Linked DNA regions of Homo sapiens: all the other regions are linked to region 2. Evidence: chromatin loops called from intact Hi-C (ENCODE). Cell type or tissue: CD4-positive, alpha-beta T cell. All regions are shown on one strand.

Region 1 (8,000 bases), 95 kb before region 2:
CTCATAATAATTTGTTAGTATTCAAGAACTCCTACGAAGCAGTAAGAGAAAGACCAAGAGTTAATTAGAGAAAGGAGCAAATGCTAACAACAGTTCACAGAAATACAAGTGGCTCTCCTAAGAAAAATGGGAAGTAATACATTGAGATTCCCTTTTTCATTGATCAGGAATTTTTTTCTTTTAAAAAGATAACAGATTGACCAGGATGTGGAGACACTGGCACCTCCATATCATAATGACGGGAACTCAATTAGTGCAACTCCCCCGGACTAAGACAAGGACCCAACCAGACCCAGAGCCACGCCGAGCCCAGGGTGCCATGGGGAGACGCGGAAAGAGCCGAACTGAAGCGGCGAAATCGGAGAAAACTGAAGCCGGGCGGAGAAAGCCGAACTGAACGAACTGAGCCGAGGAGCGGCGGAGAAGCCAAGGCTGGGCGAGGGGAGCCAAAGACGGGTGGTGGGAGCCGAGGTCGGCCGAGAGGAACCGGAAAAGCCAAGGCCAATGGGAGGAGCCGAGGCCAGGCGGGAGGAGCCGAGCAGGGCCGAAAAGCAGCGGGAAGGGCGGCGGAGAAGCCGAGCCATGGCCAGGACGGAGGGAGGGGAAGTTTCAGGTCGGAGACAGAGAGGGACAGGCAGCGCCATGGTAGGACGCCAGGCGAGGACGGATGGGGAAGCCGAAGCTGGGCGGAAAGAGCCGAAGCCAGGCGCGAAGGAAGCCGAAGCTGGGCGGGGGAAGCCGAGGCTCGGCGGAAGAGCCGAGGCCGGGCGGGAGGATCCGAGCTGGACCGAAAAGCGGTGGCACTGGCGCCAAGCGCGGGAGGTCGCGGGGCAGAGAGGGCGAAGGGAGGGTAGCACCTGGGGTGAGGGCGGGCGGGAGAGTCGAGCTGGGCAGAAAGAGCGGAAGCCGAGAGCAAGTGCGGGGTTGAGGGCGGGCGAACCGAGGCAGGGCCCTGGAAGCCGAGGTCCAGCGGGTGGCGGAGAGGGTAACCGAGGCTGCGTGGGAGGAGCCGAGGTCGGGTGGGAGAAGTCGAAGCCCCGGTCGAAGGAGCTGATGCCAAGTGGGAGGAGCCAGTGCCGGGTGGGAGGAGCTAAGCGGGCGAAAAGCGCTGAGGTTGAGCCGGGACCCATCTTCTTGGGAGCAGGGGAAGGGAGGTCAGGGGACTGCAGTGGGGAAGGGGCCGTGGATGGTTGAGCCCGAAGCTGTCAACATGGCCAGAGTCATCTGCAGGGCCTCAAACTGCCTCTGCAAAAATTAATAACAGTGAGAAAATTATGACAGTGAAAGACACCTGACCCACTCCATCTCGCCTTTAACCTCCAAACTCTCCTCGGTCATTCCTAGGTGTGGGCCAAGCTAACCTTGGGAGAAATTTAGTTACAGTTTAAATAACAATAGCCTTTCCTAAAACTAAACCGCCTTATAAAAATAAGAGATCACCAAGTTATGATTAGAGCAGGGCCTGAATTCTGCTCAGATGTAGACTTCGTTAAGGATTACCAGCCCTTGCTCAGGTGATCACAAGATTTGTAACCCTTCCAATTACTCCTGTAAATAACATCACTATTGTAGAAGCTAAGATTGGCCTTTTGAGATGTCATTTAAGACTTTTGGGCCAGGCACAGTGGTTCATGCCTGTAATCCCACCACTTTGGGAGGCCGAGGCGGGTGGATCACCTGAGGTCAGGAGTTTGAGACTAGCCTGGCCAACATGGTGAAACCCCATCTCTACTAAAAATACAAAATTAGCCAGGCATGGTGATGCATGCCTGTAATCCCAGCTACTCAGGAGGCTGAGGCACGAGAATCGCTTAAACCTGGGAGGCGGAGGTTGCAGTGAGCCAAGACTGCGCCACTGCACTTCAGCCTGGGCAACAGAGCAAGAGACTGTTGGGGACCAGCCTCAACACCACCCGTAGGGTACTCTAAGTCCGGTGGCGTCAAAGGATTGAGAAGAGACAAGTTAAAGGTGGGGAGCCAGGGGGGCCAGATGCGAGGTAGGAGGCGGCAAAAGGCTCAGAGCTCTGGTCTCCACACTATTGAGTACAATCACTTAGATCTGAGAAGCAGATGTTCAGGGCAAAACAGTGAAAGGGAGGCAGTGCGTCATACGCGTAATCTATAGCAATAGTGGTTTAAATGATTCTCCGTTGTGCTCAAACAACATATCTTTAACTTATCGGAGAGTAGCTAGTGGGAGCAGGCTTTACTAGGAGCCTGCACGTCTGTCCACATTCCAGTGTTTCAAAGGAGTGTCTTTCTCCTTGAACACAGTGTTTACAGATAAGAGAGCAGGTCTCGCTCTGAGCATGTGAACATGATGGCAATTAGGAGGCTTTCCTCCTCAGAAGCCTTTTGTGGCTTTCCACAACTTATTGTCCCATATTTTTATGGCCAGTTTATACAGGCACCCCACAAGCCCTTTTCCCAACAGAGACTCTGTCTAAATAAATAAATAAATAAATAAATAAATAAATAAATAAATAAAGACTTTTGCATTTCTGACGACCGGATGATTCCTGTGGCCCCCACCCAGAAACAAACTCAGCACACAAGGACTGTTTATTTCCACGCATCCTGGACCAATTAACAGCACCTGTTCCCTGCCTCCCTGCCCACGAAACTATCTTTAAAAAACCCTAGCCTCCAAATTTTCAGGTTCCCCATTTAGCCGGCCGTGCATTTTGTTTGTTTGTTTGTATTTTCTGAGACGGAGTCTCGCTCTGTCGCCCAGGCTGGAGTGCAGTGGTGCAATCTCGGCTCACTGCCAGCTCCGCCTCCCGGCTTCATGACATTCTCCTGCCTCAGCCTCCCGAGTAGCTGGGATTACAGGCGCCCACCACCAAGCCCGGCTAATTTTTTGTATTTTTAGTAGAGACAGGGTTTCGCCGTGTTAGCCAGGATGGTCTCGATCTCCTGACCTCATGATCCGCCCGCCTCGGCCTCCCAAAGTTCTGGGATTACAGGCGTGAGCCACTGTGCCCGGCCAATGTGCATGTTTTGAATTCTTTCTCTATTCCAATTCTCCTGCCTTGATAAATCAGCTCTATATTGATGAGTAAGATGAACTTCTCCGGTGGTTTCAGGTCCTCCTGCCCTCCCGGTCCTGTTGCTCCGGCCCTGCCACCGTCCCCTGCGAGGGCTGCTCCATCGGCAACAGCTGCATGTTCTCTGCCCCCAGTGAATGCTCATTGGTGATATTTGCATAGGGACACCCCATCGGCCTGACAGACAGTTTCTCTGAACTGCGCTGAGACCTGGCCCCTCACCTGTTTATCCTCACATTGGAATTCTGTTTTGGTGTTTGCTTTTTGGAGGACTTGCATGATAACACTGTTTTACGAATGAGGAAACTGAAACACGAAGGCACAGAGGGGTTAAGTAACTTACCTAAGGTTACGCAGCTGGTAAGGGATTTAAATGGGATAGTCTCACTGCAGAATCAGTACCCTTAACCATCGCGCTATGAGCGAAAGAGACAATGAGAGAACCAAATCAAGATAAAAAAGAACATCCTTATCTTGATTTTGTGGTCTCCCTGAACTTTTTTTTTTTTTAATTTGAGACAGAGTTTCTCTCTTGTTGTCTAGGCTGGAGTGCAGTGGCGCCATCTCAGCTCACTGCAACCTCCACCTCCTGGATTCAAGCGATTCTCCTGCCTCAGCCTTCCAAGTAGCTGGGGTTACAGGCAAGCGCCACCATGCCTGGCTAATTTTTGTATTTTTTAGTAGAGACAGGGTTTCAACATGTTGGCCAGGATGGTCTCGAACTCGTGACCTCAGGTGATCCACCTGCCTCACCCTCCCAAAGTGCTGGGATTATAGGCATGAGCCACCGTGCCTAGCCTCCCTGGCCTCTTTCAATGAGGAGTTTCTAATACTTTCATCCGTTTTTCCCACGGCTGACACATCTAGAGTGCCGTTCTTTTTTTATTTCAAAATATGCCCTGAAGATGGCAGTATTGCACCACCCTAAATCCACAAGCTCTTTTCCAAATGTTTGCCCTGATGTCCATCTTCTGAAAACAATAATCACCAATTAGACATGTGAGCCAATTAGCATTAACTCCTTCCATGAAGAACAATGCAATTGTCTCCTAGAGAGCAACTATACAATTTATTCACTTTGTTTTTTGTTTGTTTTGAGATGGAGTCGTGGTCTGTCGCCCAGGCTGGAGTGCAGTGGCGTGATCTCAGCTCACTGCAGTCTCCACCTCCCCGGTTCAAACAACTCTCCTGCCTCAGGCCCCCTTAGTAGCTGGGATTACAGGCATGTGCCACCACGCCCAGCTCTTTTTTTTTTTTTTTTTTTTGTATTTTTAGTAGAGATGGAGTTTCTCCATGTTGGTCAGGCTGATCTCAAACTCCCGACCTCAGGTGATCCGCCCACCTCGGCCTCCCAAAGTGTTGGGATTACAGGCATGAGCCACCGCGCCCGGCCACAAATTTTTGTATTTTTAGTAGAGATGGGGTTTCACCATGTTGGCCAGGAGGGTCTCAAACCCCTGACCTCAGGTGATCCACACGCCTCGGCCTCCCAAAGTGCTGGGATTACAGGCGTGAGCCACCGAGCGTGGCCGTAACCAGGCTCAATGACTTTAACTCTTTTCCTCAATGATTTTCATTCCTCAATGGCTTTAACCTCTTCCAAATGATTGCGCTGATGGCTAACATATGTCTGTCTTCTGAAAACAATAATCACCAATTAAACATGTGAGCCAATTAGCATTTACTCCTTCCATTAAGAACAATACATTGGTCTCCTAGAATGCAATTTACAATTACTCACTTTGAACAAGGGAAATCTCTTCAACTCCACAGACAAGGGAGCCACTCCCTTTCTGATCACAGATTACAGTGAGCAATGGAAGTTTCATAATCGATGGCCTTCACTTTCTTCTCTGGAATGTAAAGTTGACTCAGCTGGGAAGAAGCCCATAAGAAAAAAAGATCAATATGAGACAAGGAGACTTGTCTGCAGTATGGCAGGCTAATTATCTTGAAAAACAGTCCTACTACACAACATTTAAAAAGATGAATACACACCTGTAATCCCAGCACTTTGGGAGGCCAAGGTGGGCTGATCACTTGAGGTCAGCAGTTTGAGACCAGCCTGGCCAACATGGCAAAACCCTGTCTCTGCTAAAAATTAAACAAAATTAGCCGGGCTTGGTGGCACATGCCAGTAGTCCCAGCTACTCGGGAGGCTGAGGCAGGAGAATCGCTTGAACCCAGGAGGCAGAGATTGCAATGAGCCGAGATCGTGCCACTGCACTCCAACCTGGGCAACAAGGGCGAGACTCCATCTCAAAAACAAAAAAAGAATACAAGGCCGGGTGCGGTGGCTCATGCCTGTAATCCCAGCACTTTGGGAGGCCAAGGCGGGCAGATCACCTGAGGTCGGGAGTTCGAGACCAGCCTGCCCATCATGGAGAAACCTTGTCTCTATTGAAAATAAAAAATTAGCCGGGCATGGTGGCACATGCCTGTAATCCCACCTACTTGGGAGGCTGAGGCAGGAGAATCACTTGAACCCAGGAGGCGGAGGTTTCAGTGAGCTGAGATTGCTCCATTGCACTCCAGCCTGGGCAACAAGAGCGAAACTCTATCTCAAAAGCAAACAAACAAAAATACTCCCCAGAAAAACCCTATTTCCAAATAAGGCCACATTCTGAGGTCCTGGGGACTAAGAGTTCAATATATTGGGGTTGCACAGTTGAATTCATCTCATTGTTTAGGCACGGGGACCAACCTGTCATACCCCATCAACCATCAAATGCGGCTGCTCTCTGGGAAGGGGGAATAACCTTGGACAAAATAGCTCCCTTAAGCCTGGGAAAGTTCCAGAAGAGGGACTCAGTTGTCCGCCCCCAGAAGACAACTTTCCTGGAAGTTGGAAGAGTGAGCACTTGGTTCTGAAGAGGTGATCTGGGTGGTGCATGACAGCATCCACGACAGTGGATGTGCCGTGGCTCTTGCTGCATCCACTACAGCATCCACTACAGCATCCGCTACCTCCACCTCAATATCCACTACCTCCACTACAGCATCCACTACCTCCACTACAGCATCTGCTACCTCCACTACAGCATCATGGATCCACCACAGCAATCACCACATCCACTACAGCATCCACTACAGAATCCACTACAGTGACTCCAACACAGTGGCCTCCCACTCCTGGGGTTATGCTTCAGGAAATGGGTCAGCAACCTCTAAGGAGCCTGGAGATCAACAGTTGAGAACATTAGACCATGGACTCATAGTCTAAACCACCCACCAACTATGTCAGCCCTATTAAAATTATGGCTTCCCTCTTTTGTGAAGTACTTTGAAGATGTTTTCTCTCACTTGTGTACTATCCTGATGACCACTGTCTCATCTGTGGTCATGCAGAACACACATGGAGCAGAGCCAAGGCCAGAATTTGCATTTCCTGGCTCCCAAGTCTGACTGTCTCAGCAACCCACATCCCCATTCTAACCCAGAGCCCAGCCAGAGTTCCTCCTCTGGTTGTGAGGCTGTGGTCTATGAAACCAAAGCCTGTGCCTTGCTTTCTCAGCCTGTCAGGGTCTTACCACTGGATAGGAGCCTTGGATGAAAGGACAGGCAGACAGATAAATTGATGGACAGACAAGAAGAGGGATAGATGATGGATGGATGGATGAATGGATGGATGGATGGATAGGTGGATGGATAAATGGATGGATGGGTGGATGAATGGACAGGTAGGTGGATAGATGATGAATGGATAGACAAGATGGATATACAGACAAATGGGTGGGTGGATGGATAGAAAGGAAGGAAAGAAGGACAGATAGATGGATGGGTGGATGAAGAGAAGGCAATAGACAAACATATAGGAAATTACAAATACAGATAGATAAAAAAAAAAAAGGCCCCAAGAGAAGTAGAGGTAGAAACAGAATGGTAGAAAAGGGGGAGGAGGTCAGAGATATGAGTGGGAGGAGGAAGGTGAAATGAGAGAGAAAGAAAAGCAAAGCCCAAATTATAGTGTGACAGGAAGATTGGGTAGCAGAAATACACAAGCAAAAAAAGAGAAACAAGTGAGACCAAAACTGGAGAAATAACTCAGAGAGAGTGACCAAGAAGGAGAGAAACTAAGGAACACACACAAGGGAAGCAAAGGGAGAGAAGAAAAATAAGACAAGAGTGGGAGGAGGAGAGGGGGAAATAGAGAAAAAAATGGGAAGACAGAAAAGTCCTACATAGAAGGAAAGACAGAGGGAAAGATGGGGTAAGGAGATACAGAAGTAATGTATAAAAGAAATAAAGTAGGTCAGGCGCACCTGTGGTCAGGAGTTCGAGACCAGCCTGGCCAACATGGTGAAACTCCGTCTCTACTAAAAATATAAACAATTAGCTGGGCATAGTGGCAGGTGCCTGTAATCCCAGCTACTCAGAAGGCCGAGGCAGGAGAATCACTTGAACCCTGGAGGGGGAGGTTGCAGTAAGCTGAGATTGTGCCATTGCACTCCAGCCTGAGCAACAAGAGTGAAACTCTGTCTCAAAAAAAAAAAAAAAAAAAAGAAAGAAAGAAAAAGAAAGAAAGAAAGAAAGTGAGGGAACCATGGTGGGTGCAAGAGGGGAGTAGATGGTGAGGATGGAGAGAGAAGGGAAAAAAAGAGGAGAAGCACAAATGAAGAGAGGCAGAAACATGGCTGACCACAAAGGGAAGCACACAGAAGGAGAAAGATTAAGAGAATAGGAGAAAAGAGCAGAAGGCAGATACAGAAAAAGATGGAGGAGAGGATGAAGCAGACTTGAAATAAATAAAACAGAGATAAAAGAGTGGCAAGAAGTAGAAAGTAGGACAGAAACAAGGAGGGAGCAGGGTGATGAAGAAACAATCAAGCAAACAAAAAAAAATCAAAACACAAGGAGAAACAGTGAGATAAATACAGAGAGAGGAAGGGAATTAAGGGGAGAAGTGAAAAGGGGAAGCCAGGGTGGAGGCAGCAAAGAAGAGGCCCACACTGA
Region 2 (8,000 bases):
GCCTCCCGGGTTCAAGAGATTCTTCTGCTCATGCCTGTAATCCCAGCAGGCTAAGGAGGCTAAGCCTGGGAGGCTAAGGTGAGCGGATCACGAGGTCAGGAGAGCCAAACCATCCTGACCAACATGGTGAGACTCCGTCTCCACGAAAAATATAAAAATTAGCTGAGCATGGTGTCGCGCACCTGTAGTCTCAGCTACATGGGAGGCTGAGGCAGGAAAATCACCTGAACCTGGGGAGCGGAAGTTGCAGTGAGCTGAGATCACGCTACTGCACTCCAGCCTGGCGACAGAGTGAGACTCCATCTCATAAAAAAACAAACAAAAAAATTAGGGGCAGGAGGGGGGAGGACACATGGGACATATGTCCCTCTGAAAGGGACACAAAAAAGTGCCCTATTTTATTTTTATTTTTTACTATGTATGTGTACTATCCTGTCAAAACTGACATATATTTGGAAATACATATTTTTTTCAAGTAGCTTCTTCTTTCATTTATTTATTTAGAGACAGTGTCTCACTCTGTCGCCCAGGCTGGAGTGCAGTGGCATGATCTTGGTTCACCGTAACCTCCGCCTCCCAGGTTCAAGTGCTCCTCCTACCTCAGCCTCCTGAGTAGCTGGGACTACAGGCGTACACCACCATGCTTGGCTAATTTTTGTATATGTATATATACATTTGGTAGAGATGAGGTCTCACAATATTGCCCAGGCTGGTCTTGAACTCCTAGGCTCAAGAGATCCGCTCTCCCCGAGCTCCCAAACTGGGCATAGGCGTAAGCCACAATGCCCAGCCAGGAAATACATTTTTCAAAAGCCTCTGCTAGACAGTAAACAATGTTATTGATCAGTTACATGATTCTACTCCCAAATATTCTAATAATGACAGGCATCGGTGAGAGCTTTTACAAAGGTTCTCTTAAAATCATCTTTGTTGGCTGGGCATGGTGGCTCACGCCTGTAATCCCAGCACTTTGGGAGGCTGATGCAGGAAGATCACTTGAGGTCAGGAGTTCGAGACCAGCCTGGCCAACATGGTGAAACACTCTCTATTCAAAATACAAAAATTAGCTGGGCGTGGTGGTAGGCACCTATAATCCCAGCTACTTGGGAGGCTGAGGCAGGAGAATTGCTTGAACCCAGGAGGCAGTCGTTGCAGTCAGCCAAGATCGTGCCACTGCACTCCAGCCTGGACGACAGAATGAGACTTCATCTCAAAAAAAGAAAAAAAAATTATCTTTGCCTTATTACAAAATCAATATGGGGCTCAGGGGTGAAGTGTGGAGTGTGTTTTAATAATAGCTTTGCTTTTTTTTTTTTTTTTTTTTTTGAGACAAAATCTCTTTCTGTCACCCAGGCTGGAGTGCAGTGGTGCAATCTTGGCTCACTGTAACCCCCATGTCCTGGGTTCAAGCGATTCTCCTGCCTCAGCCTCCTGAGTAGCTGGGATTACAGGCACACGCCACCACACCAACTGATTTTTTTTTTTTTTTTTTTTTTAGTGGAGAAGCGGTTTCACCATGTTGGCCAGGCTGGTCTCAAACACGTGACCTCCGTCTGCCTTGGCCTCTTAAAGTGCTGGTACAGGTGTGAGCCACCGCGCCAGGCCAGCTTTGCTCTTTTATGGACTATTCAACAAATTGTTAGCATTTCTCTTTTTTCTTTTTTTCATTCAACAAACACATGTCGAATGTCCCAGTGTGCCAAATCATAGGAAACCTGTTCTCGTATTAAATGAAAAAGCATCAGAACATAGATGACACAAAAACCCCATCCCCTGTCCTCGAGACATCCAGGTTTAGCATTGTCCTCAGCCCCCAGCAGCATCCCCTCCTGCAGGGGGAAAAGAAAAGGAAAAAATCCCACAGTACTAGAAAATGGCAAGAGTAAATCTTGTTGTGGGAAACTTTTCATTCAGGTATATGCATGTCTTGGGTACTGAGCCTTACGGGAAATGTATTTCTTCTTAAAAATTCTAGTTAAAAATACTTCAAGTAACATTGCCCACAATAGTGGGACAAGGCAACAACACGTACTTCCCATTATGAGGCAATGAAAAAGACAAAATATTTGTGTAGCTTTCTTTCCATATATTACTAACCCTAGCTTGAGGTCATTCGATAAAATAACTGGCCTGTGCTCTTCAAAACTGCCAATGTTGGCCAGGTGTGGTGGCTAACACGTGTAATCCCAGCACTTTGGGAGGCTGAGGCAGGAAGATCACTGGAGATCAGGAGTTCGAGACCAGCCTGGCCAACATGGTGAAACCCTTTCTCTACTAAAAACACAAAAATTAGCTGGGTGTGGTGGCGCATGCCTGTAATCCCGGCTACTTGGGGGCTGAGGCAGGAGAATCACTTGAACCCAGGAGACAGAGGTTGCAGTCAGCCAAGATCTCACCACTGCACTCTAGCCTGGGTGACAGAGTAAGACTCCGCCTCAAAAAAAAATAAAAATAAATAAATAAATAAATAAATAAAAGCCAATGTTGGGAAAGACACAGAAAACTGAGGAATTGTGCGGACTTAAGAGACAGCAGCATTCAAATGCAAAGTGTGATCCTAGATTGGAACCTTCGCCTAGGAAAAAAAATCTATATAGGGCAATATTGAGACAACAGATAAGATTATAGAAGACATTGGATTAAAATACTGTATCAATGTTAATTTCCTGATTTTGACAACGGCACCAGTACCATCATTATGTAAGAGAACTTTCTTTCTTTTCTTTCTTTTTTTTTTTTTTTTTGTTTGAGACGGAGTTTCGCTCTTGTTGCCCAGGCTGGAGTGCAATGGCACCATCTCGGCTCACTGCAACCTCTGCCTCCCAGGTTCAAGCGAACCTCCTGCCTCAGCCTCCCGAGTAGCTGGGATTACAGGCATGTGCCACCACGCCTGGCTAATTTTGTATTTTTAGTAGAGACGGGGCTTCTCCAAGTTGGTCAGGCTGGTCTCGAACTCCTGACCTCAGGTGATCCGCCCGCCTCAGCTTCCCAAAGTGCTGGGATTACAGGCATGAGCCACCACGCCTGGCCTCAGAACTTTCTTGTTCTTAGGAAATATCCACTGAAGAATTAAGGAGTATGTATCATGCCTGCAACTAACTCTCAAATAGTTCAGGGGAAAAAAATGTATATAATGTGTGTGCATAAATATATTAGAAAGGTAATAAAACAAGTAGAATAAAACGTAAACAATTGATTGATCTAGATATAATCTTGCAATTTTTCCGTAAGCTTGAAACGACATCAAAACAAAAAGCGACCAATTTGTCCAAAGCAAGGTTAAAAGCCAGAGAAATAGGAGACGCAGCGCTGCATTGTTAAATGACTTGCGCACAAAAATCCAGTCACTCTGACACTTTTTTGTTTGCCTCCCTTTTAAAGTTCAAATTAGTTTGGGTTTTTCTTAATTAAGAAGGTATGTGATAAAAAACAAAACAGAAAATACAGAAACCACCATTAAATGATTCGATAGCTCCACATATGTTAATAACATTTTGTTACATTCTTTCCAAAGCTTAAAACTTTCCGAAGTTTAAAAAAAACTTAAAAAAAAAAAGTTTAAAAACCTTTCCAAAGTTTAAAAAAAAAATACTCAAGATTTATGATTCCAAAAATTACTGCTTTCCAGAAATTTCCAAACGGAACAGTTGCGTCATGGGCCTGCTGGTACATTGACCACAGGGCCCCGCGGCTCTCCCTATAAGTGTGAGTTTTATAAACTCCTTAAAGTAATTTATTTTGTTTCCATTCAAGGCCTTTCTCTCCCACACTGGCCCCAGACCCTGACCTCAGAGGTTCGAGTCCCCGGAGCCAAATTCCTCTAGTTGGAATCTAGTAAATGATTTAATGGCAAAGGGGCAGGGGTTGGGGGCAGCCAAGGAGGTGAACTTTTGACAGCTTCGTGGTCAGCAGCGACGACCGCAGGAGCGCGTGTCCTTGAAGCGGGGAAGCGCCCCTTTTCCTTGCCTGACAATACCGCCCCACACGCGATGACGCCTTTGGAATAGAACTGCGCAGCTCTTTGGAGACATACGGCGCATATAGAGGCTAGAAAGGGAACAGAGTACCAGAGGGCCTTCCCGCTTCGGGAGCCGCAGGCTTCTTCTCTTCGGAGAGAGAGTGAGTGAGTGAGTAAGCGAGTGAGTGAGTGAGTGGGGAGGGAGTGAGTCCGTCCACGGGGGCGGGCCCTCTCCATGCTGCGGATCTCTTAGGAGATATACTGCGCACGCAGAGGCCCGGAAGGAGGCGGGGTCCCAGGGGTCTCCTCGCTAGAGCAGCCCCAGGATTGGCAGGTTCCAGAGTGGGAGTGGGGGTGTGTGTGTGTGTGTGTGTGTGTGTGTGTCAGGTTCCAGAGTGGGAGTGTGTGTGTTTGGGTGTGTGTGTGTGTGTGTGTGTCAGATTCCAGAGTGGGAGTGTGTGTGTGTTTGGCAGGTTCCAGAGTGGGAGTGTGTGTGTGTGTTTGGCAGGTTCCAGAGTGGGAGTGTGTGTGTGTGTTTGGCAGGTTCCAGAGTGGGAGTGTGTGTGTGTGTGTGATTGGCAGGTTCCAGAGTGGGAGTGTGTGTGTGTGTGTGTGTGTGTCCCCAGGATTGGTCGGTTCCAGAGTGGGAGAGAGAGCGAGAGAGAGAGAGAACGAGAGAGAGAGAGAGAGAACGAGAGAGAGTGTGTGCGCGTGTGTGTCTGTGCAGCCCCAGGATTGGTCGGTTCCAGAGTGAGAGTGTGTGTGTGTGTGTGTGTGTGTGTGTGTCCCCATGGTGGGAGTGTGTGTGTGTCCCCATGGTGGGAGTGTGTGTGTGTCCATGGTGGGCGAGCGTGTGTGTGTGTCCATGATGGGCGTGTGTGTGTGTCTGCGTGTGTGCCCGTGTCTGCGTGTGTGCCCATGGGGGCGAGGGAGGGAGCCCTAGGCGCTCAAGGCTCCGCCCCCTCGAGCCGGAGGCCTCAGCGCAGCACAAAGCCCGGGGCGCACTCCGCTCCGGGGAATCCGGCCCCGGCGGTTGCGGCGGCCGCAGCGCCGCCCTCGCGCTCAGCCAATGGGCGGGCGTGCTGCAGGGGCGCTGGCCCCGCCCCCCGGGTGCGCCGGGCTCCGCTCCCCAGACTGGCGCTCGGGCAGTGGCCGCCGCCGGGCGGTCCCGGCCAGAGGAAAGGGCGCCCTGGGAGGGCCCCTCGTGGCTGCAGACCCCGCAGGTCGAGTCTGCCACGGATGGAACTTTGGAAAAAGCTAGGGAAAAGGAGAAACCGAGCTTGCAAGGGCTCATCAAGCATCCACCGGGGTGGCTTAGGCTGCGCGCGGCGCTGGGCGTGTGCCCGGGAGGAGATCGGGTCACCGCGTGGCAGCTCCCGGGACTGCCGAGGGGCCCCCTGACCCCAGGCCTCCCTCGGGAGGGGTCCAGAAAGGTGCAGCGGCTCACTAGGGTCACACAGCAAAATTCCTCACATTGCAGGGGGGGAGGGTCCGCATCTCCGAACTCGCCGGGCCAGTGCACCCTCTATTCTCACCCACCACTCACCCAGAAAACGAGAACCATACTCATAAATACATTCTTAAAATCCACAGGCTACGTTTTTGGGGTAACCTCCAGCCAGTATTCCGCATGCATTTGAAAACTTGTGTGTCCCCATTGAATTTGCAGTTCCAGTAAACCAAGGCAGCGAGTGGACATTCTCATTTAACATTCACCCCCATAAATACACTTTTTTTGGGGGGGGGGTCTCACTCTGTCGCCTCAGGCTGGAGTGCAGTGGTGTGATCATCGCCCACTGCAGCCTCAAACTCCTGGGCTCAAGCCATCCTCCCACCTCAGCCTCCCGAGTAGCTGGGACTACAGGCGTGCATCACTATGCCTGGCTAATTTTTTCTATTTTTTTGTAGACATGGGGACTCGTTGCCCAGGCTGGTTTAGAACTCCTGGCCTCAAGTGATCCTCTTGCCTCAGTCTACCAAAGTGTTGGGATTACAGGCATGAATACACTTTAAAGTGTGTAATCTGTTTGCAGCACACACGGTCCAATCCATCAATGAGGTCATATTAACTCAATTATTCAAGCAATCATCACCATTAGAATTGGAGAAACCGAGGCATAGAGGGGCTACTTTGCCAATAACCAGCTCTGCCAGAACTCGAATCCAGGTCTCCCAGAGAGACCAGGAGAGGGTGTGGTATGGAGTTTGGGGGAGTGGGAGTTTGTTTGATTTTTTAAATTTGTTTGTTTGTTTGAAACAGGGTCTTACTCTGTGGCCCAGGCTGGAGTGCAATGGAGCCATCATAGCTCACTGCAGTCTAGGACTCCTGGGCTCAAGTGATCCTTCCGCTTCAGCCTCCCAAGGAGCTAGGACTACAGGAGAGTGCCACTGCGACAGCTTTTTTTTTTTTTTTTTTTTTTGAGAGCGGGTCTCTCTATGTTGCCTAGGCTGGTCTCAAACTCCTGGCTTCAAGCAATCCTCCCACTTTGGCTCCCCAAAGCGCTGCCATCACAGGCGTGAGGAACCCAGCCTGGCTGTAACACGGCATCACACTGTGAGTTATGTTTACCTGTTCCCTACCTCGACCCACCCAGATCTGACACCCTCTTGGCATTGGAATGCAGAAATGAATGGAGACCCTGTCCCTGCCCTCCCAGTATGCACGAGACACATACGCCCCGTGAAGGGAAAGATGTGTCTGTCTTGCTTATTACAGCATCCCAGAGCCATACACACAGTAGGTGCATAATAAATCTTGTAGGAAAAAAAAAATGCAACGGAGGGGCGGGGATTAGGTGACTGTCCCTTTATCACAGCAGGAGAGGAACAGTACATGCAAATGTGTGAATCACTCGGGCTATGTTCAGAGAACTATAAACAGTTCAGAGTTGATGAAGGGCAAAGTACAGGATGAGAGGAATAGAAGATTAGACCAGAGAGGAAAGACAGGGAACCAAGGGGCTTGGACTTTACCCCACAGCAGAAGCCAAAGAAAGATGTCAGGCAGAAAGAACACCATCGGATTCACATTTGGGGGTCATTTTTCTGGCTTATGGTAGATGGATGAGGAAGTTGAGAGGCAGAGGAAACAGAAAAGAAGAGGCTGGCTTCTGAAGCCATCGGGGAGGTGGAGGTGTCAGGACTTACCTGCTGGATGACGCCCAACTTTCCACCTTGGGCAACTGGATACAACTCACGAGAGAAACAGCAAACCAAAAAGACAGGTGCTCACATGTGGACAATCTGGGTTTGAGGTGTGGAGTTCAAGATATAGAGGCTGCACTTTGGAGGCTGAGGTGGGAGGATTGCTGGAGCCTAGGAGTTCAAGACCAGCCTGGGCAACAGAGCAAGACCTTATCTCTTTAAAAAAATAATAAATAAAAAATTAAAAATTAGCTGGGCATGATGATACACAAGTGTAGTTCCAGCTAATGGGGAGGCTGAGGCAGGAGGATTGCTTGAGCCTAGGAGTTCAAGACCAGCCTGGGCAACATAGCAAGACCTCATCTCTATTTCTTAAAAAAATTAAAGATTAAAAAAAATAAAACTTAGCTGGGCATGATGACACATGATTGTAGTTCCAGCTACTTGGGAAGCTGAGGCAGAAGGATTGCTCGAGTCCAGGAAGTTGAGGCTGCAGTGAGCTAGGATCACGCCACTGCACTCCAGCCTGGGTAACAGAGTGAGACCTTATCTCAAAAAAAAAAAAAAAAAAAAAAGGCTGAAGAGCCACACTTCCACACAAAAATGGTTGTGTTTGTGGTTGCCGAGTCACAGCTCTAACCACTCCGGCTTGCTCCAGAAAGCTACTCATGGCAAGGTGCAAAAACCCCTGTTTGTTGGGGGCATTTTGGAAGTTTTTATTCTCATTCATGTAGGCAATACACATTTTATGCAATTAAGTACAGGAGTAACTTTTTACAAGTTGTTGAGTTTCAACCTATTGATGTTTCCTGCATTTTGAGTCCATATAAATTTTACAGGCTATTTAGAAATTACTGATAATAAGAGAGTACAGCTTATGAGAGAGAATGGCATACCC
Region 3 (8,000 bases), 200 kb after region 2:
TAATCGCAGTTACTCAGGAGGCTCAGGTGGGAGGATCCCTTGAACCCAAGAGGTGGAGGTTGCAGTGAGGCAAGATTGCGCCACTGCACTTCAGCCTGGGTGACAGAGCGAGACTCTGTATCAAAAAAAAAAAAAAAAGAAAAAAGAAAAGAAAAGAAAAGAAAGAAAAATGATGTGGGTAGCACTCACTTAGCATGATGTCTGGTACACACGGGCAATGGTATCTTGTATCATCATCATCATCCTCTTCATTTTTTGTTATTGTCATTTAAAGTCTTTCAGCCAGTAAGCGGCAAAGCTAGCATTTAAATCATAGACGCTTGCCTCTGCAAAGCTGCAAAAACAAATAAAAATAATAATAAATCACAGACCAAGCCAGGTGTGGTGGCTTACGCCTGTAATCCTAGCACTTTGGGAGGCCGAGGAGGGAAGATCACGAGGTCAAGAGAGGGAGACCATCCTGGCCAACATGGTGAAACACCGTCTCTACTAAAAATACAAAAATTAGCTGGGTGTGGTGGCGCCTGCCTGTAGTCCCAGCTACTTGGGAGACTGAGGCAGGAGAATCACTTGAACCCGGGAAGCAGAGGTTGCAGTGAGCTGAGATCACACCACTGCACTCCAGCCCGTTGACAGAGTGAGACTCTGTCTCAAAAAAATAAATAAATAAAATAAAAATAAAAAAATAAATCACAGACCCTAACCCTGTTCTCTGACAACAAACCCCTCCCCACCTGTGTCAGGAGGCATGAAGGGGCCAAAACACCCATGTCTCATTCCCAGCAGGCTGAGAAAAGTCCTCCCAAGGTATAACTCCCCACAGGCCTACCTGCTTTTAAAGGTATTCAAAGTCAACGTGACAGTCTGTCCCGTTTCCTCCCGTCCGTGGGACAGACGGAGGAAACAGCCTCACAGTAAGTTAAACAAACAGAACAGAGAATGAGTCATACTCCAGGTAATTAGAGAAGGTGGGTCTCCACGATAAAGTTGGGATGCTTTTCAGAGAACAGACACCACGCCAGACAGTCCTGTTCCTGGCCTTGACCTTTGAGGCTGTTTATAATTCAACCCCACCTATCCCTCCACGCTTCTCTCCCACTACTCAGGTTCTCCGGACTCCACGGCCCAGTCACCCTGAAGTCTCATGGCTGTTCATACACGTCATACACATACGCTGTGCCTTGCTCATCCAGCGCTGTTCCTGGAACTCCCTCTCCCACCTAACTCTTACTCATCCTTTTAAGACAAAGCCCAGGCCCACTTCCTCCAGGAAGTCGGAATTAGGCTGGATAAGTGTCTGAATGTCTCTTAGGCCAGTTGCTCTCAGCCAAGGAAACATCTGGAGGCATTTTTTTCAGGACCAGGGGAGCCACTGGCATCTAGGAGGTAGAGACCAGGGATGCCGCTCAACACCCTCCAGTGCATAGGAGACCACCCCTGCCACCACCACCGAGAATTATCCAGCCCTAATTGTCGAAAGTGCCAAGCTGAGAAAACCCTGCTCTGGGCCTAAGCTCCTTGCATCTCCTTAGCTCCTAGCGCCCCTGGTCCATGCTAAAGACTCATAAATGAGGCCAGGTGTGGTGGCTCACGCCTGTAATCCCAGCACTTTGGGAGGCTGAGGCAGGCAGATCACCTAAGGTCAGGAGTTCAAGACCAGCCTGGCCAACATGGTAAAACCCCATCTCTACAAAAAATACAAAAATTAGCCAGATGTAGTGGCGGGTGCCTGCAATCCCAGCTACTCGGGAGGCTGAGGCAGGAGAATTGCTTCAATCTGGGAGGTGGAGTTTGCAGTGAGCCAAGATGGCACCACTGCACTCCAGCTTGGGCAACAGAGTGAGACTCCGTCTCAAAAAAAAAAAAAAAAAAAAAGACTCATAAATGCAGAATGGTTGGATGGATAAAAGAAAGATGGGAGATGTTTCTCCTTCCTAGTTGTCTCTGAGAAAGTTGGTTTCTATGTTTAGGGGAGGGCTGTGTCCACCTGAAGTTTCCTATAACCAAGATAGCTATAGAAATAAGGCTGATGGCCAGACCCAGTGGCTCACGCCTGTAATCCCAGCACTTTGGGAGGCCAGGGTGGGAGGATCACTTGAGGTCAGGAGTTCAAGACCAGTCTGGCCAACATGGTGAAACCCTGACTCTACTGAAAAAAAAACAAAAAAAAAACACAAAAATTAGCCAGGCTTGGTGGTGCATACCTGTAATTCCAGCACTCGGGAGGCTGAGGCAGGAGGATCACTTGAACCCAGGAGGTGGAGGCTGCAGTGAGCCTAGATGGTACCACTACACTGCAGCCTGGGTGACAGAGTGAGACTCTGTCTCAAGAAAGAAAAAAAAAAAAAAAGAAAGAAAAAGAGAAAGAAAGAAATAAGGTTCAAAGGCCGGGCATGATGGCTCACACCTACAATCCTGGCATCATAGGAGGCCCAGGCGGGCAGATCACTTGAGCTCAGGAGTTCGAGACCAATCTAGGCAACATGGCGAAACTCTGTCTCTACAAAAAAATTAGCCAGACGTGGTGGTGTGTGCCTGTGGTCCCAGCTACTTGGGAGGCTGAGGTGGGAGGACAACTTGAGCCCAGGAGATGGAAGCTGCAATGAGCTATGATTGTGCCACTGCACTTCCAGCCTAAGTGACAGAGTGAGATCCTGTCTCAAAAAAAAAAAAAAAAAAAAAAAAAGGAAAAAAAATAAGGTTCATGCCCCTAAGTCCATAAGCCACAGCTACACAGCTGCCCAACCATTGAGCCCTCATAAACTCCCGTGTTAGAGTTTCTGACCTCAGCTGCAGTAGGGTGCCTGGTGAATTACGTCTTGCATTTCTGGGACATCCAATTCCCTGAACATGCTCCCTTCCTCTGGACCATGAAGGTTGGACTTGAACTGAAGGCTAGTCCACCTGGGGACGCAACCCTCCAGCTTCTGAACTGGGGACTCTCAACAACATATTGTGCATGTTTTGAAGTGATTGGGTTTGGGGAAATCTTTTTTTCTAAAATAGAGACTGGGTCATGCGAGGTTTCCCAGGCTGATCTCAAAGCTCCTGGACTCAAGTGATCCTCCCTCCTCAGACTCCCAAAGTGTTAGGATTACAGGCATGAGCCGTCTTGCCTGGCCATGGGGAGATCTTCTAGGCCTGGCTGACCAGCCAACCTTGGTGAGAGCTGTTCTGCTCGACTCCTGGTTACTGTTCAACTGCCTCCCCTGTGGCAGGACTTGGATTAGACAGGCAACCTCAAGACTGGGGTGTCTGATGGCAATTGAGAGGTTGCTGGTGCTGGGGGAAGCATCTGGCCTATCCACATCTGCCAAATAGCACCTGTGTGGAAGTGGATAGGGGAGGGTATGGTATGTGTTTCAGACTCTGAGCACCTGTTTGAGGGTATCTGACAGCATCTGTATTGGGGTTATCTAGTATGTGTTTGGGGGTATCTGCTGGACCTATGTGGAGTGTCTGACATATTTGGGGGTTACCTGGAAGCCTGTTTTGGGTATCTGATGGCACCTGCCTGGGTGCCTGTGTTTAGGGGATCTGATGGTATCTATGTTGGGGTGTCTGAGACCACTGGAGAGGTATATGATTCATTTTTCCCAGACCCACCTTTCTGAAGTCTATGCTGCCTCTTTTTTTGTTGTTGTTATTTTGAGACAGAGTCTTGCTCTGTTGTCCAGGCTGGAGTGCAGTGGCATGATTATAGCTCACTGCAGCCTGGACCTCCCAGGCTCAAGTCATCCTCCCACCTCAGCCTCTGGAGGCATGATCATAGCTCACCGCAGCCTGGACCTCCCAGGCTCAAGTCATCCTCCCACCTCAGCCTCTGGAGGAGTTGGGACCACAGGCAGGCGCCTCCATGCCCTGCTCATTTTAAAAAATGTTTTGTAGAGATGGGGTCTTGCTATGTTGCCCAGACTGGTGGTCCTGAACTCCTGGGATGAAGTGATCCCCCCACCACTCCCTGATGCTGCTTCTTTTTTCTCAGGTGACAGACCCTGCCCTCTCCATTTCTTGGACTCTCCCCGCTAGGACTCCCCACCACTGGGAGTGCCCCCCTTAGGTACTTCCAATCCTAACGAGCCCGTAGGAGCCCACTGACAACCCCTCCAGGCATCCGTTGATTCTTCCAAAACACCCCCAGCTCCACTGTCCTCCCTTGGGGTCCCCTTAACCCCGCTATCCTCCCTCGGGGTCCCCCAACTCCGCTGTCCTCCCTCGGGGTCCCCCCAACCCCGCTGTCCTCCCTTGGGGTCCCCCAACCCCGCTGTCCTCCCTCAGGGTCCCCCTAACTGTGCTGTACCCCCCTTGAGATTCTCCAAACCGCTGTCCTCCTCAGGACTCCCTCCCCAGCCGCGCTAATCACCCAGGCTTCCGTTAACCCCACAAAACGCCCACCTAACCCTGCTGCTCTCCCTCTGGATCCCCGCAACCCAGCTGTCCCCTCAGAGCCCCCGGCCCTACTGACAGCCAGGCTCGCATTGCTCTCCTTCAAAAAGCCCCCCAACCCCGCTGACCCGCCCCTCAAAAGTCGCCCTCACCCTCGCCGCGAGCACCCTCCCACTTCGGTGCCCGCGCCCCTCTCAAGGCCGAGCCGACGCCCCCTCACCACGGCTCGGGGAGCAGCAGCCCCAGGTCCCCGGGAGCGCCCCGCCCTCGAGGGCACGCCTCCTTCCGGGTCACGCCCTCTGCCCCGCCTCCGAGGCGGGATCGCGCATGCGCTGCTCTCCTCGCGCGGCTTCCCGCTTCCGGCTCCCAGCTGCTAGCTACTGTGGATCTGGGGGGGCCGGACGGAGGCATCGGAGGCGGCTGCGAGAGTGGCAGAGGAGCTGGCGGAGAGCGGCCTGCGGGCGATCGGGCCGAGGTGAGGACGGCGGCGGGGCGGTCCCGAGGAAAACGGGGCTCAGGAGGGGGCCCTCGGTCTCTTCAGGGGGTGGCCTGGGGCGCGGGACCCCCGGGGCTGCCTCGGGCCTCCCGCCGGCTCCTGGGGGACTTCTCCAGGCAGGCGAACGGGTGCTGGGGTGCAGGCTGCTCCTTCAATGCATGGAGGCTCTAGGCGGCGATTGCAGGGTGCAGAGGTGCAGACGATGCCCGCCCGCTCCGTCCGAGCCCCAGCCAGTCCTGGGGTGCTACGGCTTACTCTCCTCCAGGAGAGGAGAGGAGGGGTCACTTGGGCCCCAGCCTCTGCTCCTCGTTCAGGAGCGCCCGGGGCAGGACCAGGGATGGAATGGAACCCACCACAATACCCAGCACCGTCGTATTTCAGGCCTCCCGGGAGAACCCTCACACCCCGGAGCAGACAGCCCTCCCTGGCAGGGAGCGTTTGGGTGCAAAACCGTGAGAACTATCTGTGCCATGGGTTTTAGTTTCTTGTATAAGAACTCAGTTGGTGCTTTCATTGCGGACGGGAACGAGAAGCTTTCCCCTGGTCCTTACATGTTTCGTTTTGTTTTACGTTTTTAAATTTCAACTTTTATTTGAGATTGAGGGGGTACATGTACAGGTTTGTTACCTGGATATATTGCGTGATGCTGAGGTTTGGGGTGTGACTGATCTCGTCACCCAGGTACTGAGCATAGTACTCAATAGATAGTTTCAACCCTTGACCTCCTCCTTCCCTTCCCGCTCTAGTAGAGCCCAGTTTCTGTTGTCTTCTTGGTGTCCATGAGTACCCAAGGTTTAGCTCCACTTACAAGTGGGAAAGTGCAGTATTTGGTTTTCTTTTCCTGCGTTAATTCTACTAGCACTTGAGTGTTTTGCTGTGGCTATCTGCCCCTTATCTCTTGCTCTGTTGAGATTAAAGCCTGGACCACAGGATTAAAAAACATTCTTAAAGTTTTACCACGGAAGCGAAGCGGCCAACACACCTTTTCCCCTTTGCCTTGTTTTCGCGGAGATGAAGCTCCAGCCAGTAGCTTTGAAGGGCCCCATTCTCTTCCCATTGACCAGAGAGAGAGTTCAGGACAGTATAGACAGCCCAGTGGCCAAGGGATGAGTTTTGCAGGTGTCTGAGTGAATGATTAATCCTCCAGCTGTAAGAGGTGTCAGGAGAGGCTGGGCGCGGTGGCTCAAGCCTGTAATCCCAGCACTTTGGGAGGCCAAGGTGGGTGGATCACGAGGTCAGGAGATCGAGACCATCCTGGCCAACATGGTGAAACCCCATCTCTACTAAAATACAAAAATTAGCCGGGCATGGTAGCGGGCGCCTGTAGTTCCAGCTACTCTGGAGGCTGAGGCAGGGGAATCACTTGAACTCGGGAGGCAGAAGTTGCAGTGAGCCGCGATCGGGCCACTGCACTCCAGCCTGGCGACAGAGCAAGACTGTCTAAAAAAAAAAAAAAAGAAGTGTCAGGAGCACAGGCTTGAGGTCAGATCCGAGCTGGGTTCTGGTCCCAGTTCCACCACCTGTTAGCCGTGTAACTTCACTAAGTTTCCGTCTTCCCATCTTTAAAATGGGAATAAGGGTTGGTTGGGGTTTCTATGAAGTAATCTGTGTAAGGTGCATCACAGAAGTGTCTGGCATATGGCAAACTTTCCATCAGTGTTATACACCCTTTGCATATGCGAATGCTCCCAGGCTTGGATGTTTAGGTTAACATTCCAAATTATAAAGAGTTTGGAAAATTTGAGCATCTCGGATGTTGTTTGGACCGAGTCAGGGTTTACGCTTTATCAGTAGTTTCCTATTTCTGTAGGTCAGCAAGCCTTTTTGCGAAAAAAAAAAAAAAAAAAAAATGAAGATGTGTTTGTTCTAGAGCAAAAAAGAGCAAACAGCTGGCAGGCATAATACATTTCATTTTTGTAAACGTTACTTTGTTTTGGTTTTGTATAGCTTATTTAGTTTTTGTTTTCTTCTGAAATTAGTATGTGATTTTACTTAAAATTTTTTTTTTCTTTTTAGAGACAGGGTCTCACTCTGTTGCCCAGACTGGAGTGCAATAGCACAATCATAGCTCACTACAGCCTCGAACTCCTGGGCTCAAATAATCCTCCTGCCACAAACTCCCAAGTAGCTGGGACTACAGACACGCGCTTCCATGTCTGGCTAATTTTTAAAAATTTTTTGGGCCGGGTGCGGTGGCTCACACCTGTAATCCCAGCACTTTGGGAGGCCCGGGGGGGGGCAGATCACGAGGTCAGGAGATTGAGACCATCCTGGCTAACACGGTGAAACCCCGTCTCTACTAAAAATACAAAAAATTAGCTGGGCATGATGGCGTGTGCCTGTAGTCCCAGCTAGTCAGGAGGCTGAGGCAGGAGAATGGCGTGAACCCGGGAGGTAGAGGTTGCAGTGAGCCGAGATCGTGCCACTGCACTCCAGCCTGGGCAACAGAACGAGATTCCATCTCAAAAAAAAAAAAAAATTTTTTTTGTGGGGTCTCGCTATGTTGCCCAGGCTGGTCTTGAAGTCCTGGACTCAAGCGATCCTCCCACCTCGGCCTCCCAAAGTGCTAGGATTACAGGCGTGAGCTGCCACAGCCTGTGGTTTTTGTTTTTGTTTTTTTAACTGACAGATAACAGTGTATGTATTTATCATGTGCAACGTGACATATTCTTGAAAAATGCAAGAGGAGCGGATGTTAAGCACTTTCACCACAAAAATGAGAGCTATGCGAAGTGCTGCATTTGTTACTAAGCTAGATTTAATCATGCCACTGTGTATATATACTTCAAAGTGTGTTTCCTTTTTCTTTTTCCTTTTGTTTTTTGAGACGGTCTCGCTCTGGCGCCCAGGCTGGAGTGCAGTGGTGTGATCTTGGCTCACTACAACCTCCGCCTCCCAAGTTTAAGCAATTTCGCCTCAGCCTCCCGAGTAGCTGGGATTACAGGTGTGTGCCACCACGCCCAGCTAATTTTTTGTATTTTTAGTAGAGGCGGGGTTTCGCCATGTTGGCCAGGCTGATGTCGAACTCCTGACCTCAGGTAATATCCCCTCCTTGGCCTCCAAGAGAGCTGAGATTACATGCATGAGCCACCACGCCCGGTCATATTTCATTTTTAAA

Evidence for each region. A loop is a pair of places that touch in the nucleus more often than their neighbours do. Peaks named below come from ENCODE experiments on the same cell type or tissue, not always from the same donor. Only the 100,000 strongest peaks of a DNase experiment are listed, where the experiment ranks them.
Region 1: a loop joins it to region 2, with 2.6 times the contacts of the local background. A loop is called at or near these places in 7 of 110 quality-filtered maps.
Region 3: a loop joins it to region 2, with 8 times the contacts of the local background. A loop is called at or near these places in 2 of 110 quality-filtered maps.

Annotation. Positions count from the first base shown.
Region 1 is chr19:7,098,542-7,106,541 of GRCh38, forward strand. LOC124904625 (a long non-coding RNA gene) reads right to left here and starts at 1,021. Exons shown (of 3, transcript XR_007067110.1): 1 at 941-1,021. RefSeq lists a silencer at 728-1,097 and enhancers at 3,957-4,458, 4,459-4,958. In CD4-positive, alpha-beta T cell, a CTCF peak has its summit at 4,009; DNase peaks (open chromatin) are centred at 690, 1,010, 3,490 and 3,950; H3K4me3 peaks cover 1,297 bases; H3K27ac peaks cover 1,117 bases.
Region 2 is chr19:7,193,205-7,201,204 of GRCh38, forward strand. All of the region lies in intron 2 of INSR (insulin receptor), which reads right to left. It overlaps LOC124904626 (a long non-coding RNA gene), which reads left to right and starts at 6,380. Exons shown (of 2, transcript XR_007067111.1): 1 at 6,380-6,512. RefSeq lists enhancers at 4,132-4,331, 4,144-4,980 and a silencer at 4,812-5,441. In CD4-positive, alpha-beta T cell, no CTCF peak of the experiment used is centred here; DNase peaks (open chromatin) are centred at 4,177 and 4,947; H3K4me3 peaks cover 1,948 bases; H3K27ac peaks cover 689 bases.
Region 3 is chr19:7,390,387-7,398,386 of GRCh38, forward strand. The region is part of intron 10 of ARHGEF18 (Rho/Rac guanine nucleotide exchange factor 18); the gene reads left to right. ARHGEF18-AS1 (ARHGEF18 antisense RNA 1) reads right to left here and starts at 4,673. Exons shown (of 2, transcript NR_186326.1): 1 at 4,607-4,673; 2 at 1-334. RefSeq lists silencers at 4,432-4,872, 4,581-5,150, 7,404-7,604 and enhancers at 5,361-5,540, 7,616-8,000. In CD4-positive, alpha-beta T cell, no CTCF peak of the experiment used is centred here; DNase peaks (open chromatin) are centred at 3,255 and 4,715; H3K4me3 peaks cover 1,536 bases; H3K27ac peaks cover 1,699 bases.